2 separate regions of the Homo sapiens genome follow, and region 2 is linked to region 1. A link is a loop called in an ENCODE intact Hi-C map of the cell type or tissue named here. Cell type or tissue: heart left ventricle. All regions are shown on one strand.

The links. Hi-C counts contacts between places; a loop is a spot of excess contacts. Peaks named below come from ENCODE experiments on the same cell type or tissue, not always from the same donor. Only the 100,000 strongest peaks of a DNase experiment are listed, where the experiment ranks them.
Region 2: a loop joins it to region 1, with 4 times the contacts of the local background. A loop is called at or near these places in 10 of 110 quality-filtered maps.

What each region holds. Positions count from the first base shown.
Region 1 is chr14:89,546,053-89,554,052 of GRCh38, reverse strand. It overlaps a transcript of FOXN3 not described here. Among named protein-coding and RNA genes, the nearest start is that of FOXN3-AS2, 26 kb to the left of the region's middle. In heart left ventricle, no CTCF peak of the experiment used is centred here; no DNase peak of the experiment used is centred here; H3K27ac peaks cover 804 bases.
Region 2 is chr14:89,597,989-89,605,988 of GRCh38, reverse strand. It overlaps a transcript of FOXN3 not described here. Among named protein-coding and RNA genes, the nearest start is that of FOXN3-AS2, 26 kb to the right of the region's middle. In heart left ventricle, no CTCF peak of the experiment used is centred here; no DNase peak of the experiment used is centred here; H3K27ac peaks cover 955 bases.

The DNA of each region.
Region 1 (8,000 bases):
TCCAGCCTGAGCGACAGAGCGGGACTCCGTCTAATAAAAAAACAAAACAAAAAAAACGAAGAAGAAAGTCACGTTTAGTGGAATTAGTATCTTTTTTTTCTTTCTACCCTCTGTCTTGCTTGACTTTCGTATGCCTTCTTGTTTGTTAGGGTAAAGCTATTTTCCTTTTACTATTTAGGCTCTGGAAAACTAACCTGTGTTGACTCCTTACAACTGCAAAAAGTGATTTTATTTTCACCGTTCTGATGAACCAAAAAGTCCTGACTGCGCTTTCCCCTTGATCTGCCAGTCTTTATTTCTGAGATCTGAGTAATCCTTGAGTAGTTGTGATCATCAAACCTCACCTAGATATTCCCTTTCCCTGACTTCCGGATGAGCGATGGAGTTGGCTGGAAAGACTTGTGGGGCTGCCGGGGGAATTCATCTCCAGGGTAATTACATAGCTGTTCAAGGGGCTGAGGATCCTAATTGGGGTGTCAGACATCTTGAGATGTGACTCAAGTTCTGCCTTCCTGCTTCATCAGGAATTAAAAGTTAGTATTTGGTCATTTTTACCTCCTGAGTTTTGCTTTCTAAATCTATTTTACCCTTTTTTTTTTTTTCACTTTCATGTTATTTGAGTAAAGGGTTCCTTTAGGCTCATCTTTTAACTCAATTAACCCACAAGCACTACTTTATAGTCTTTCCCTACCAGACTGTCCTCATTATGTAATTATGGGGAACTGTGTGGCTTCTTGGCTATGAGGCCAAATGTAGCCCCCCACACCAGAAATAATTTCTTGACAATTGTCTTTTTTTTTTTTTTTTTTTTTTTGGGACAGGGTCTCGTTCTGTTGCCCAGCCTAGAATGCAGTGGCGACATCACTGCTTACTGCATTCTCAACTGCCTGGTCTCAAGTGATCCTTCCACTTCAGCCTCCCTAGTAGCTGGGACCACAGGCACACGCCACCATGCCCAGCTAACTTTTGTATTTTTTGTAGAGACGAGGTTTCGCCATTTTGCACAGGCTTGCCTTGAACTCCTGAGCTCAAGGGATCCTCCTGCCTTGACCTCCCAAAGTGTCTTGACAATTTTCTCATAGAGGCCCACCATAAACACCTGCCAAATGGGGTGTTTGAAAGAGTCCCTTCATGTTGACTCACCATCACTTTTTGCTTTTTGGAGACGGAGTCTCGCTCTTTTACCCAGGCTGGAGTGTTGTGGTGCGATCTTGGCTCACTGCAACCTCCACCCACTGCAGCCTCCGCCCAGTGTGACCTCCGTCTCCTGGGTTCAAGCGATTCTCCTGTCTCAGCCTCCATAGTAGCTGGGATTACAGGCACATGCCACCACGCTCAGCTAACTTTTGTATTTTTAGTAGAGACGGGGTTTTGGCATGTTTGCCAGGCTGGTCTCAAACTCCCAACCTCAGGTGATCTGCCTGCCTCGGCCTCCCAAAGTGTTGGGATTACAGGTGTGAGCCACTGTGCCCAGCCTCCCCAACACTTTTAATTAGGAGAATTCACACAACCATGTGGAGACACCCTCCAGGCCCCTGCAAGGAGTTTGTTTTATTGTGTACATAGACAATTTAGAGTAAAAACCTCATTTAAACCAAGGGTCATGTTTATGCTTCTATTGCGAACTAAAATCATTTGGTTGTTTGAATGGGTTCAGCTTATTTACACATTATTCTTATGTATAAGTCAGAGATAATACACGTGACGGTGACACATATGTGAACTGCATGCTCGTATTTGCTGGTAGAGACTTGAGTTTGGCTGATATTTTCACAGAATTTTTCTGGCCCCACTTCAGTAAACAAATAGTTATATCCTTCACAAAACAACTGAACACACAATTCGGAGTGATTTTTCAGATGCTCTTTACAATGACTGGCCCAAGTCCTGTCTTAACATCATGTACTATGGAAGCAACCGTGCGCTTTTCTTTGAAGAAGAAAGATAAATCTCAAGGCAACAGATTTCCTTCTGTTTTCCTTCAAGTGTTTGGCTCCAATTCAGTAATTAATTTTCCGGAGATCATCAGACCATGATAACAGCAGCATGTGATATTCTTACCTTTTCTTAGGTGACTAGTACTAGGTTCCTAGAATCTCTGGGTTCCCAGCTTTTGGGGGTGTTGCATGAGAATTTTTGCTGTGGCGTGAGATTAAAACAAAAACAGACCAAACAGCTCTGGGAAGCAGTTCTGATGTCTGGGATTTAGTCATGGGTGAGGCCCTAAAAATAGAGTTACCCCTAGATGAGTATCTAGCAGAAAGGAAAGAGGAACGGTAGGGGTGGGGGCAACCAGGCCTTTGTTCCACAAGCGTGTCATGAGTACCTGCTACATACTGGACACTGTGCTGGCTGGAGACACACTGTGCAGAGATAGAGTGGTCCACCAGATGTACAGGACCTGCCGCGAGGGGACTACACACTCGTCCAGAAGCCCTAGAGGACTGTGTGGGGCAGCAGCTGGCACATGGCCCTCTCCTTTCCTGGCTTCTCATGGGAAAAGATACCAGCACTGTGAACTCTGTACCTTGGAGGGAGCTGAGTGCTGTGACCTTTTTTGTCGGGGCTGTGAGATGGGTTGTAGTGATCTAGTGGTGTTGGGAGGAAGGAGAAGTGTTAGTTAGTAAGACAGGTTGGACCAGGGACGGGTTGAAGGGATAGTGGATGGATCAGAACCTATTCTGCTTCTAGGATTTTGGCTTTAGTCTCACAAAACTGATCTGATTGTGCAGAAGACAGGAAATCAAGGAAATTAACCCCAGAAAGTTAGACCCACAGCTCTTGAGCCCCATAGCACAGTCGGGTGCCCCGTGTAAAGGATGTTGTCCTCCACCTCACCATCCTATCACTTGCTGCTTACTAAGTCAGCTCTTTTGCCTTCTGCTGCAGTGAAAACATTTCTACAATTCTTGGTAAGTAAATGGAGTCTTAAAGCTTAAACCTCTATCCCGGGCAAGGAACCAAAGGATGTCATTGTGCGTAACTTCAAAGGCTGATAAGATGTTTAAGGGCTCTGCTCTCTGAAAGAGTTTCTTTCTTTTAAGGCGAGCCAGAAACATTCGTGTGTGCGTCCCACCATTATTCCAACAAGAAGTAGAAGACTGTTTCTTCCCTGCGTGTCTGCAGAGGCTCTAGTTTGCCTGCCCCTACCCCCACAGAAAAGAGTCTCTCGCTCTCTCCGTCTTACAATGATTGCATTGTGTTTTGGATGATGGATGTCCAGCAAGCATGGTATTAAAATCAGTACCTTTACTTCTGGGGAAGAGTCAAAAAACAGTGGTCACAGTTATACCATTTCTGTGTTTGCATGAAGCAGTCGCCCGAGGACTCAGGAGTTCTTGATTTTTGTTTTGGATTATGACTGATGTGGTATGAGCTGGTGAAAAATAAGTGAGCTGCTTTCTCCCCATCTCTGATCATCCACTGTTGGACATCTCTTGGTGACAAGTCACACAGGTGTAGTGCAGAGTGTGCTGTTTGTCAAGGGCATCTGTCTCTCTTTTTCAGTTTTATCCCTGGGCGATGCAGAGTCTGTTGGTTTCTCTCTGTCACCGGCAGACAATTTGGCCCAGCAGACACCCTCAGCCTATGAAAGAATGAGTGGAAGATTTTTCAGTAGATTGTCCAGGAAATGGGGAAGGGCTGGCAGTGCTACTGGAAGTGTTTGCTGTGCACTGTACATTATTTCACGCAGAATGTCTTCCAGCTATAACAAGTTTTTTATACATTTTGATTTGGAAAATGAAGACCTGCCCTGTCAAGTCTAGGAGGATAAGGCCTCAGAATGGAAGGGGATGGGGTCCACGTAAGGATTCATTTACCCCAGAGATGGGTGGCGGAACATGGATGTTTTGATGGCCAAAGACCACAGAGCTTCCTTTGTGTCTCATAGCATGGTGTTTGGAGCTCATGGGTGCTCAGTCAGTGCCTGCCAGCTGCATGATAAAGGTGTAATTTAGAGTACTGGTGTTTGCTTGTAGTTCTCCTGTTCTTCATCTGAATTCTTGGCCTGGAGGATGGAGGCAAAACTCTCTAGTCCTGCTTGTGATGCCGCATGCATTACCATGGCTCACAGGCATCGCACTGAAGGAGCATTAGCCGGCCTGCCAGAAAGAAATGTAATGTGAATGAAGACTTGGGAACCTCACAGTCTGAAACTCCCATCCTTGCATTCCAGGCTGATGCCCTCAGGCAGACTGGAGATAGCTTAATACAAGCATATTTGTAACACTGGCTCCATCCAGATCAAAGGGCAGGGAGCTCGCTTGGGTTGCAGCCTCCAAGATGAAAACTGGACCCTGAAGTGAGCCTGTGCGACTTGGCCATGCCTTGAATCTGAAAAGAAATACCGATTCTGTTATGGATGTTTGAACCATCAGATGGAAACGTTGAAGTCTCTTTGCCAATAATAAATTGGATTCAATTCCTCCCTCACCCCGCCCCCACCTTGGACTAGTATAAGATTTGGGGTTTGTTCTTAAGTGGTGCTTCTGTTTTGGGGGATATTGGGGAGTAGGAAGTGAGCTCACACAAGCCACTAGGTGCTGGAGTGCCTGGGGCCAGAGAGGGCTCTGCTCAGAGGATGCGTCTTTCCGGATGTTTTCGAATGTCGTTGTAATTGGGATTGTTGAAGGCTAAGAGGAGCCTTGCTTTCTTTTCTCAAATAGACCATGGACAGGCGTTGGTGTTTTTGTTGCCTGAATTAGCTTTTAACAGATTCTTCAATTCCATGGATTAGTTAACATTTCAAAAGAAAATGTTCTTTTTTTTTTTTTTTTTACAGATAAGGACTTTAAAAATTACCATTTGTTATCACTATAGTTTCATAAAACAAAAGGCCTTTCAAACAACACATGAGTAAGAATTTAATTTCAGAATAAAGAGCATTTAAAAATATAATACATTTAACATTATAAAATTCTTTTTTTTTTTTTTAGATGGAGTCTCACTCTGTCGCCAAGGCTGGAGTGCAGTGGCATGATCTCAGCTCACTACAACCTCCGCCTCCCAGGTTCAAGCAATTCTCCTGTCTCAGCCTCCCGAGTAGCTGGGATTACAAGCACCGGCCACTACGCCTGGCTAATTTTTGTATTTTCAGTAGAGACAGGGTTTCACCATATTGATCAGGCTGGTCTCGAACTCCTGACCTTAGGTGATCCACCTGCCTTGGCCTCCAAAAGTGCTGGGATTACAGGCGTGAGCCACCGCGCCCGGCACATTATAAAAAACTGAATACCTTGTTCTGATATTTCTCATTTTGAAAACTTTGTCACTGACCAGTATTGGCTGTGAGCAGGTATTTGAAAACAATTGTGTTAGGCTACCTAGATCTTGTAATATATAGGCATATATACATACATACATACATATATATAAATTGAAAAGAAAAGTCATCATTATTATGGTAATAACTTACATTTACATTAAGGTTCTAATTATAGAATACTTTTACATACATTATCCCATACGATTAGTTAGTGTATGCCTTTGAAACATAAATTAGTCTTAATAGCCTAAGCTAAATGGAATTAAGAATAGAAGTCTAGTGTTTAAGTAAATTGTTGGTGTCCTAGAGTCAAATATGAATAATTTTTAAATTATCTACCGCTTTGATTTTTCCGTCTCTGTTACCCTGCTATATTAGCAAGAGTAAATAAATAAGTAATGCTGTGATATGTGCACATCTTTATAACCGTATATGTAGCCTAGCCGCATACATGCATATATTCTGACAAACATAAATATACATGTGAGGAATAATTAGGAAATGATATAAAATACCGTCTGAGAAAATCTTGGAAATATGTAGGGCAGAGATTAAGGGTGGGAGGGAGAGAAAGCGCAGGCAGGAGTAAGCAAGTGAAAGGTAATTTTTACTCTAAGTGAATGGGGTGTTTCTTGTCCCAAAGCTGTGTTTAAAAACACATAGATATTTTTTATTTCAACTCAAGTGTTCTATCGTGAATAATTGAACAGAGGTGTGTCCAGTGTTGAATGCTGTCTTTGAACAAGAGAAAGTATTTTCCCTTTGCCAGTTCCCCCTTCCACCTCCTACTTTCTCTCCTAGGGTTAGAGACTGGCTTCCTGAGATTTCCTAGAGGAGATAACTAGCTTCAGAATTATGGGTTGCAAGCGTTTCTGTGAAGCAAAATCTCCTGGCAAATTGCTAAATCACCAGCTTTATTTCGAAGACCCTCAACTAAGCTAGAACTTCAGTTAGGCATTATTTAAATAATCAGTTAATTCAGGCAGTGATCATTCAACAAACATTCACACCAGCCTTGGTGCTGGTCAGTGGGGATGCAATGGAGGGTAAGATAGAAATAGTATCTACCTGTGGTAGCTCACAGTCCGTTGGGGAGATGGGCAAACTAGGAGGTAACAAATAATTGGTTACAAATGATAATTTCTAGATAGGAAACAAATGGGATGCTATTATCAATAAATCTGAAAGAAGCAATGTGGCATACTCATCAGGCAATGTGAAAATTCTAGTGGAAATCAACAATTAACAATTGCTTGAGGTCAGGAGTTCGAGACGAGCCTGGCCAACATGGTGAAACCCCATCTCTACTAAAAATACAAAAAACCCCACAAAAAACAAACAACAAACAAACAAACAAAAAAACAATTAGCCACGCATGGTGGCACGTGCCTGTAGCCCCAGCTACTTGGGAGACTGAGGCAGGAGAATCGCTTGAACCTGGGAGGCAGAGGTTGCAGTGAGCCAAGATTGTGCCACTGCACTCCAGCCTGGGCAACAGAGCAAAACTATGTCTCAAAAATAAATAAATAAATAAATAAATAAATAAATAAATAAATAAATAACCTAGTGTCTGGTATTCTGTTATAGAAGCACAAAACATACAGTGACTGTGGTTATCCAATTTCACATTCCCATCAGCAATCTGATTACAGGCGTGAGCCACCTTGCCCAGCCTCTGTTCTTTATAAATTACCTAGTGTCAGGGCTGGTGTGGTGACTCTCGCCTGTAATCCCAGCACTTTGGGAGGCTGCGGCGGGTGGATCGCTTAAGGTCAGGAGTTCGAGACCAGCCTGGCCAACATGGTGAAACCCCGTCTCTACTAAAAATACAAAAATTAGCCAGGTGTGGTGGCAGGTGCTTTGTAATTCCAGCTATCTGGGAGGCTGAGGCAGGAGAATTGCCTGAACCTGGGAGGCGGAGGTTGCAGTGAGCCAGGATCACGCCACTGCACTCCAGACTGGCTGACAGAGCGAGACTCTGTGTGTATATATGAATGTTTGCCTATGTATATGTGTGTATGTGTATGCGTATGTGTATGCATATGTGTATATAAAAATGTGTATGTATATACATATATGTGAAAAGGGCAAAGGTTATACAGGAAATTTGGTTTGCTTTTATAATATAAAAAATTATTTTAAGAAAAGAAGCTATTGGGGCCGGGTGCAGTGGCTCACACCTGTAATCCCAGCACTTTGGGAGGCCGAGGTGGGTGGATCACGAGGTCAAGAGATTGAGACCATCCTGGCCAACATGGTGAAACCCCGTCTCTACTAAAAATACAAAAAATTAGCCGGGCGTGGTGGCAGGCGCCTGTAGTCCCAGCTACTTGGGAGGCTGAGGCAGGAGAATCACTTGAACCCGGGAGGCGGAGCTTGCAGCGAGCCGAGATTGCGCCACCACACTCCAGCCTGGTGACAGAGCGAGACTCCATCTCAAAAAAAAAAAAAAAAAAAGAAAAAGGAAAAAAGAAAAGAAGCTATTGGGAAAAAATCATTTCCTCTTAATTTTTCCATGGCTTCTCCTTACTGAATAATTCTCTGTAAAACAACCATTTACTAGGCTATTTACAGGAAGCAAAAAGCACTCCCATACAAAGGGTAAAGCTGTTTGGCTGACTTAATATTCATACCATAGGTTCTTCTTTCTACATCTTGGAGCTAACAGTTTGATCAGATAGCACAGATTATCCAGAAACCTAAAAAGTTTTAATTTTTCAGGGGTTATGTTTAC
Region 2 (8,000 bases), 52 kb before region 1:
GGGCACTACCACACCTGGCCAGTTTTTTTACTTTTTAGTAGAGATGGGGTCTTGCTATATTGCCCAGCCTGGTCTTGAACTCCTGGGCTCAAGGAATCCTCCTGCGTTAGTCTCTCAAAGTGCTGGTATTACAAGTGTGAGCTACTGCGTTCAGCCTCTTTTTAATTTCTGTTTGTATCTTTATTCTTCTTACACTTTTGTGTTTAATAGAGTATAAAACTTGTATTTTTCTGACAGCTTAGTTAATTACTTTTGAAGTTTTCATTTCTAATATGTTAACAAAAACATAATATATTTTTTCTAATATAAATAACTCTTCATGTTCTAATATTTAAGCTGCATTTTTATATATGACATGTACAAATGTAGCTGGATATTGTTTTTGTGCAGTCTGAAAATAATTGTCTTTTAACTGAAATACATAATGCATTTATATTTATTGTAATTACATGTATATTCTAATTTATTTCTTCATTTTTTTCCATTTTTCCTGCCTCTTCCATATTTCTTTTTCTTTATTTCTTGCTTTCTTTTGAATTCTTTTGTCTTATTTTATGTATTCTATAGTAGTTTGGAAGTTTTATTCTCTATATGATTCATTTAGTGGTCCTCTAGATATTTTATTTCTAGATCCTTTTCTAGTGGTTCTTTAGAAATTTTAACATGCATACTTATCAAAGCCTAAAGCCAATTAGCATCTTTCCTCTCCTCTCAAACAATGCAAGGACCTTAGACCACTTAACTCCAATCACTGCTCTACCAATTTAGGTTTCGTTTTTGCCCAGTGTTTTAGTTTTATCTTGTTTTTTTTGTGTTTTTTTTTAATCTCACAGATTACATATTATCATTTTAAACCAGAAATGTTTGTTAAGATTTACCCATGTGTTTACTACATTTTTTGCTTATAATTCCTTCCCCCAACCCACCCCCTTCATCACTTCTCTTAGGTTTCATTTAGTGAGGATAAATCGATGGAAAACTCTTTAAGCTATTGTTCACTGGAAAAATGTCCATTTCCCCCTTGTTCTTAAAATGGAATCTTGCTAGGTATACAATATATTTTTGCCAGGTATAAAGTTATGGTTATTTTCTCTCAGCATATTAAAGATGCTCAATTGTTTTCTGACTTCCACTGCTGATAAATCAATGCTAAGTCTCATTGCCATTTGTGTTGAAGGTATTCTTTCTCCAAGAGTACTTTACGACTGTTTTTTAAGATATTTTCTTTGTTTTTGGTGTTTGGCAATTTTATCATAAAGTGTTCAGATGTCAACTTATTTGTATGTGTTTATTTTGTTTGGGGGTTTGGGGCTTTATAATTTTGTGGATTGGCTTTCTCATCAGAACTGGAAGATTCTCAGGCTGCTATTCCTGCTCTGTACTCTTTCTCTCTAATTCCAGGTTTGAGATTAAGCATATGTTATACCTTTGTTCTGTCTTTTCCATGTTTTAGCTTCTCTGTCATCTTTTCTATTTCTATATTTCTATGTGCTGCAGTCTAGATAATTTACTCAGTTTTTTCCCTCTGGTTTCCTGTGTCTAATCTATCTGATCTAGCTCGATTCTTATATACTCGTTCCCTTTTATTTATTTAAACAATATTTTATGTTTTGTGTCTAATTTTAAAGTTTGAAGTCTTTGTTGGCCGGGTTCTCCTCTCTATTGTTTTCACTGGTTGTTGTTCATGGTGCTTTGTTTCTCTCTCTCTCTCTCTCTGTGTGTGTGCGCGCGCGTGTGTGTGCGCGCACGTGTGTGTGTGTGTGTGTGTGTGTGTGTGTGTGTTTTGTTTTGCTTTGTTTTTGGAAACTCTATTAGTGGGAATTCTTTATCAGTGGGTTGGAGTTGAAAGTGAGTTTCTCCAGAATTTGCATTTGTTTTTGTCAGGTTCCTAGGATCATTATCAACCTGCAAAGCAAGGACTTAAAATTCTCAACTTGAGGTTTTGGGGACAAAACAGGTAATCAGTTTGTCCTGTAAACCCCTGTGAGGATTACCTTGTGGTTACACATTTTTAGTAAAGACTTTTCCCTTTCTACTTAGCACTTATTTTTGAGACAGGCAGTTTAAAGTCCTCTCTGTAGCTGGATGCCTCTTATTATACACTCTATCTTGGTGGGCCTTTGTAAATGTCACCAAGTTTATCTGCTTTCCCCTGTGTCTTGCTAAGTTGTAAAAACAGAAGCTCAGGTTCTCCCAGTTTGTTAAATGCCTTCAAGGTGAAAACTAATATAAGCCCTCTGTTCTGAATGTGCCTTATTTTTTTGTGTGAGCTCATGAATATGTTTCAAACAATTTTTGAGGAAATATTTTGTCCAGCATTTTTGGTTGTTTTCAGTTGGAGGATTGGACAGGTACTTACTCTGCCATTACTACCAGAAAAGAAACTTACATCCTGCTTTCTCTTTGTGTTCCTTCTTTAATAATATTAATATATCCCGAAACACATGAATGCCTTTGGCCAACTACGGTACAGATCATATGTGCAGAAAGCAGTAGAGAAAAAAGCATAATCCTTATTTTCAAGTTACCACTTCCTTCTGCAGGTATTCAGGGGTATTTTAAGTTCCAACATATTAGTTGAGGTAATGCTAGCTTCTTTAACAAAACCAAAATGGTGCCATGAATCAAAACAATAGAAATTGTTTCTTACATACCCAAAATGGGTGACCCGATTAGTGGATACCACTCTTTAAGGTTTTAGCAAGCCAACTACTTGGCATTTTAGGACTCTGTCATTTTCAACCCATGGCTCCAAGGTCACAGTGCTTATTTGGATCATAATAGCAAAAAAGGAAAAGCATGTGGAGGCTCATGAGTGGCTGGTTTTTATTGGCTAGGCCCAGATGTGGCTCAATTTGTTTTTTTTTCCCTTTCCATTAGCTAGAACTTGGTAAGGTGGCCACATCTGACTGCAAGGGGGATTGCTGGGAAGGTGGTCTAGGTGTTTGCCCAGGAAGAAGAAGAAACAGGTTTGATGAACAGCTGGTCCATCTCTGCCACATATTTCCTCTCGGAAACTTCATTCCACCCTTACTTTTCACTTCTCTGAGCTCTTATTTTACTTATAAAGAGCACTATCAACCTTAGGATTTAATTACCCCAAATCATTTTATGTTTGTATAATCTAAGTCACCAACTGTATAATACATTCCTTGAGGTGTGAATGTTGTGCTGGACTTTTGAAAATGTCACCTGCCAGGCGCAGTGGCTCACACCTGTAATCCCAGCACTTTGGGAGGCCGAGGCAGGTGGATCACAAGGTCAGGTGTTCAAGACCAGCCTGGCCAAGATGGTGAAACCCCGTCTCTACTAAAAATACAAAAAATTAGCCAGGTGTGGTGGCAGGTGCCTATAATCCCAGCTACTCGGGAGGCTGAGGCAGGAGAATCACTTGAACTCGGGGGGCGGAGGTTGCAGTGAGCCGAGATCGCGCCACTGCACTCCAGCCTGGGCGACAGAGCGAGACTCCATCTCAAAAGAAAAAAAGAAAAAAAAGAAAAAAATGTCACCTACCACTCAGTTTTGAATGCACAGTGTGCTTTAAAAAAATTAAGCCTCTGAATGCCTGAAAATGTTCTTGTTCTAGGGAGATACCTGCTGACATATTTAGGGATGCAGACCATATTTATGGTCTGCCTCTTACTCATTGTATTATTCCTTCAGGTTTTCTTCTTTTTCTTTCGCATGTGTTTTTTTTTTTGACACAAAGTCTTGCTCTGTCACCCAGGCTGGAGTGCAGTGGTGTGATCTCGGCTTACCGCAACCTCTACCTCTCAAGCTTAAGTGATTCTCTCACTTCAGCCTCCCAAATAGCTGGGACCACAGGTGTGCACCACCATGCCCAGCTAATTTTTGTATTTTTTGTGGAGATGGGCTTTCTCCATGTTGACCAGGCTCAGGTTTTCTTTAGGTTTGAAAGTTGCCAAAATAAAAATGTGGGGAAAAAGCTAAATCCCTGAAGGGGATTAGAAGGGACCCTACAAACAATAGTAGAATATCCATGGGACATCAGATTAGTCTGTCTCAGTTATTTCTGATATGTTATCTTGAAATGAGCCCTTTCTGCTCCATCTGGATTGTTGTGAAAATTCATTTACTCTACCTGGAAATATTTGTTGAGGTCTACGAGTGCTAGTACTATTGAGGGGCTGGATGTAGGGAGATAAGACCCTGCCCCAGAGAGGATTAGATGGAGTGTAGACAAACAAGGGAGAAGCAGGAAAAAAAAACAAAAACAAAAAACCTTGCACTCATTTTTCCTTTGGTTTTAGGCCTCCCATAAGAAGGCTGACCTGTCTCCAGGCCAGTGTTGAGCATATCAACAAGCAGAGGAATTTAGCTCTTGAATATTCCCCAGGGCCATAGATAATCTCAGCTGAAACAGACCCTAGGTTATTGGCCTCAATATCACCCTGTACCTGAGTTTAACTAATTGCTTTGTTGCTAGGTTCAGTGTTTTCAATGCCTCATTTTTATTTTCTGTTGTTTTTGGTCTTAAATGACAATGGCATATGGACCTAAGTTAAATTGTGGAATCATATTTTGTTTTCCTTTCATTGAGTCCTTTGCAGTGTACTATGGATGGGAAAACACACTGACGTTTTAGTAACTCTAATCTATTATCCACTTGCTAGGATGCAAACACAATGCATGTGGCAAATTACTTTATATGCTGATAAAGCCTGTGTTTTGGAAAAATGTTGGAATGTTTGTATCCAAAACATTGTTTTGAATCAAGCCATCTTAAATATGCAGATTATGAATAGGAAGTGGTATCCTGAATAGCATCGTCAAAATTCCAGGAAGGGTCAGGCTGCAAAATACAAGACATGGTGAGTCTATAATTAGGCATCAACGCTATTTTATCTGATTGAGCATCTCCCTGGGCTTGGCTCTGGCATTAATCAGAGAACAGCTCTCCAGCCCAAAGGAGTTCACTTAAGAAGATGACCCAGGAGGCAAATCTAGCTCTCTCAGAAGCCAAGACAGAGCAAGCCCTTTACTTATTATGTTGTTTGCTTCATGGAATAAGGCATAGAATTTCTGCTAAATGAAAGCAAGATACAGCATTTCTAATAAAATAGAAAAGGGAATATGGTGCAGTGCTCTTCTTGCAAATTGTACTCACTTTCTTTTCAAGTCTAAGGTTTCTCTATTTTTTCAGAAAAATTTCTCTCTTGCTTGAAGGAGTTTCCAAAACTACACAAATGCACCAAGTCTCAGCCAAGGGCATTAATAGTATATAGGGTCCAGGAACTGGCAGGCTGTAATAGTTAACTTCCTCTGTTAATGCAATGAGCCACTGAGTAGTCTCTTCCCACAATGAGTAAGGGTTTACTTCTATCCTGAAAACCAAATAATTCAGTCACCATAAAGGGAAGAGACCAGACCTCCATATCTTCGACGTGGCCAATGTGACTTTTAAATTAATTTATTTTTGTTTAGGCAAAATAAAAATTTGGAGAAAATTTATATTTTATTTGCCAAAATAAAAATTTGGAGAAAAAGCTAAATCCCTAAAGGAGATTAGAAGGGGCCCTACAAACAACAGTGGAATTTCCATGGGGCATCAGATTAATCTGTCTCAATTGTTTCTTTTGAAATGTGGTGTTGAAATGAGCCCTTTCTGATCCCTCTGGATTGTTAAGAGAATTCATTCACTCCATGCATTATTATTAGGATGACCATACAGTCTGACATGTTTGTGACAGTTTTGTTTTATGCTTACTACCCCCTTGTAATCACTAGTAGTGTCTACTTTCATTTTCAAGAACATCCTGGTTTGATAAATTATGGTCACCTAACTTACAGTGGTAGTGCATATATTTAGCAATAGTAGATCAGGTTTGTTCTGTTTAACTCTTCTGCTGAGAAAAGCTGCTCAAAATTAAAAAGAAAAAAAGTCAGTTTGGAAAAATTGGAGAGCCATCAGGGCAATGGGGAATTGCAGAACCAAGATCTGGGTTGGTGGGGTGAGTAAGAAGTGGTAGAAAACTCAGAGAGGTGAACTCTGCTTTTGAGTTTTATCTTCTTGAGAAAAATTTCAGTTCAAAAAGTAGAGGCTAAAAGATTAAGAAACTTAGCAGAGCTTTCAACAAGTTCATGGGCTTGAGGGTGTGGTAATTGTATTTAGGTCCTGTGAAAAGGCAGAAGCCCTAGTAAACAACCTAGGCTTTCATTGAGAACCCTGAGTCTAGGTGAATCAGAAATAAAACATAGGTAGTGAAGCCAAAACTCAAATAATTTCAGATTAGTGCCCCTAGCCTAGATGTCTGCCTGAAGCCAGAATAAAAATTCTCTTTGGAGGAAGATGCTTTTCCCAGAAACTCAGGTTATCACTGTAGTTTTTCATGTACTATATCTGTCAGTCAGTAGAAATAATAGACACATCACATGAGAAGACCAGATATGATTAAAAAAAACAATAAAAAATAAACAAATTGGATATACCTACAAGAGATCCAGATAATAGATAATCAAATATGGTCCCTACCATAACTGTGATTAATATGTTTCAAGGATTAAAAGATAAGATTGAAAACTCTGCCAGAGAACTGAAAATTGTAAATAAGACCAAATGGACCTTCTGGAACTGAAAAATACAATTACTGCAGTTAAAATCTAAATGAGTGAACTTTTTTGGGTGATGGAAATGCTGTAAGATTGGATTGTGGTGATGGTTATGGTTGCATAAATGAATTAATGACTAAAACCATTGAATGTGTACTTACAATGGGTGAATTTTATGCTGTGTAAATTGTACTTTAAAAATTAAGCTTTAAAAAAACCAAATGAATTGGTTCAATAGAGTAGATGCAATTGAGGAGAGAGTTAGTGAACCAGAAGATAAAGCAGAAGAAAATATCAACAATAAAGCATTTTGAGGCTTTTAGATGGAAAATAAATATCAGATTGTGAAAGACATATTAAATATGGTGGAAAGGCCTAATATATGTGTAACTGGAGGTTCAGCAGGAGAGGAGAGAGAAAGTGGGACATAAAAAATAATTGGAAAAAAATAGCTGAGATAGTTCTAAAACTAACAAATCACACAAAGCCACAGAATCCAGAAGCCCTAGGGCACCAAGCAGGATAAGTACAAAGATTCAACATAGTAAAATTTCTGATAACAAAGCTAACGAGAACAACATAGGGACAACATGGTAACATTTATAAAAGAAAAAGAGAAAAGCTGAAAAGCATCATGGTTGGGGAGTGGGTACCTCTTATCTTTAAAGGAAAAATAAGACTGACAACTGACTTTTGAACTGGAACAATAGATGTCAGAAGGAAGTGGAATGCTATCTTCAAATTGCTGAAAGAAAACAACTATTAACTATAAATTCTATCTACCAGATTTTTCAAAAATGAAGAAGAGTTAAAGATATTAAAAACTTATCATGAGGCTGAGCATGGCGGCTCATGCCTGTAATCCCAGCATGTTGGGAGGCTGACGTGAGAGGATCACTTGAGCCCAGGAGTTTGAGACCACTCTGGACAACATAGTGAGACCTTGTCTCCATTAAAAAATAAAAATAAATGAATAAATAATTTTAAAAATCATGAACAGATCTATACTAAAGGAAGTATTCAGTAAAGAGTATCCTTGGGACAGAAGGAAAATTATCCCCGATCAAGGCTCAGAAATGTAAGGAGTGAAGAGCAATAGAAATAAGAATTCAATGGTTAAATATAAATAAATATTGACTTTATAAAATAATAATTATTATGTTTTGTGGAGTTTAAAATATGTAGGGAATAACATACATGGTAAAAGTAGAACATAAATCCAAAGAAGTTAATGAAGTTAAATCATTCTAAGTTCCTTGTAGTGTACAGGAAGTGATAACGAAGTTGTGTTGTCATTGATAAGTTAAGGATGCATGTTTTAAAGTTTAGATAATCTTTAAAAGAATGATGACAGAATGTATAAATAACAAGCTAAGAAAGAGGGAAAATAGAATAATAATACTTAAGAAATTCAAACAAAGATGAAAAAT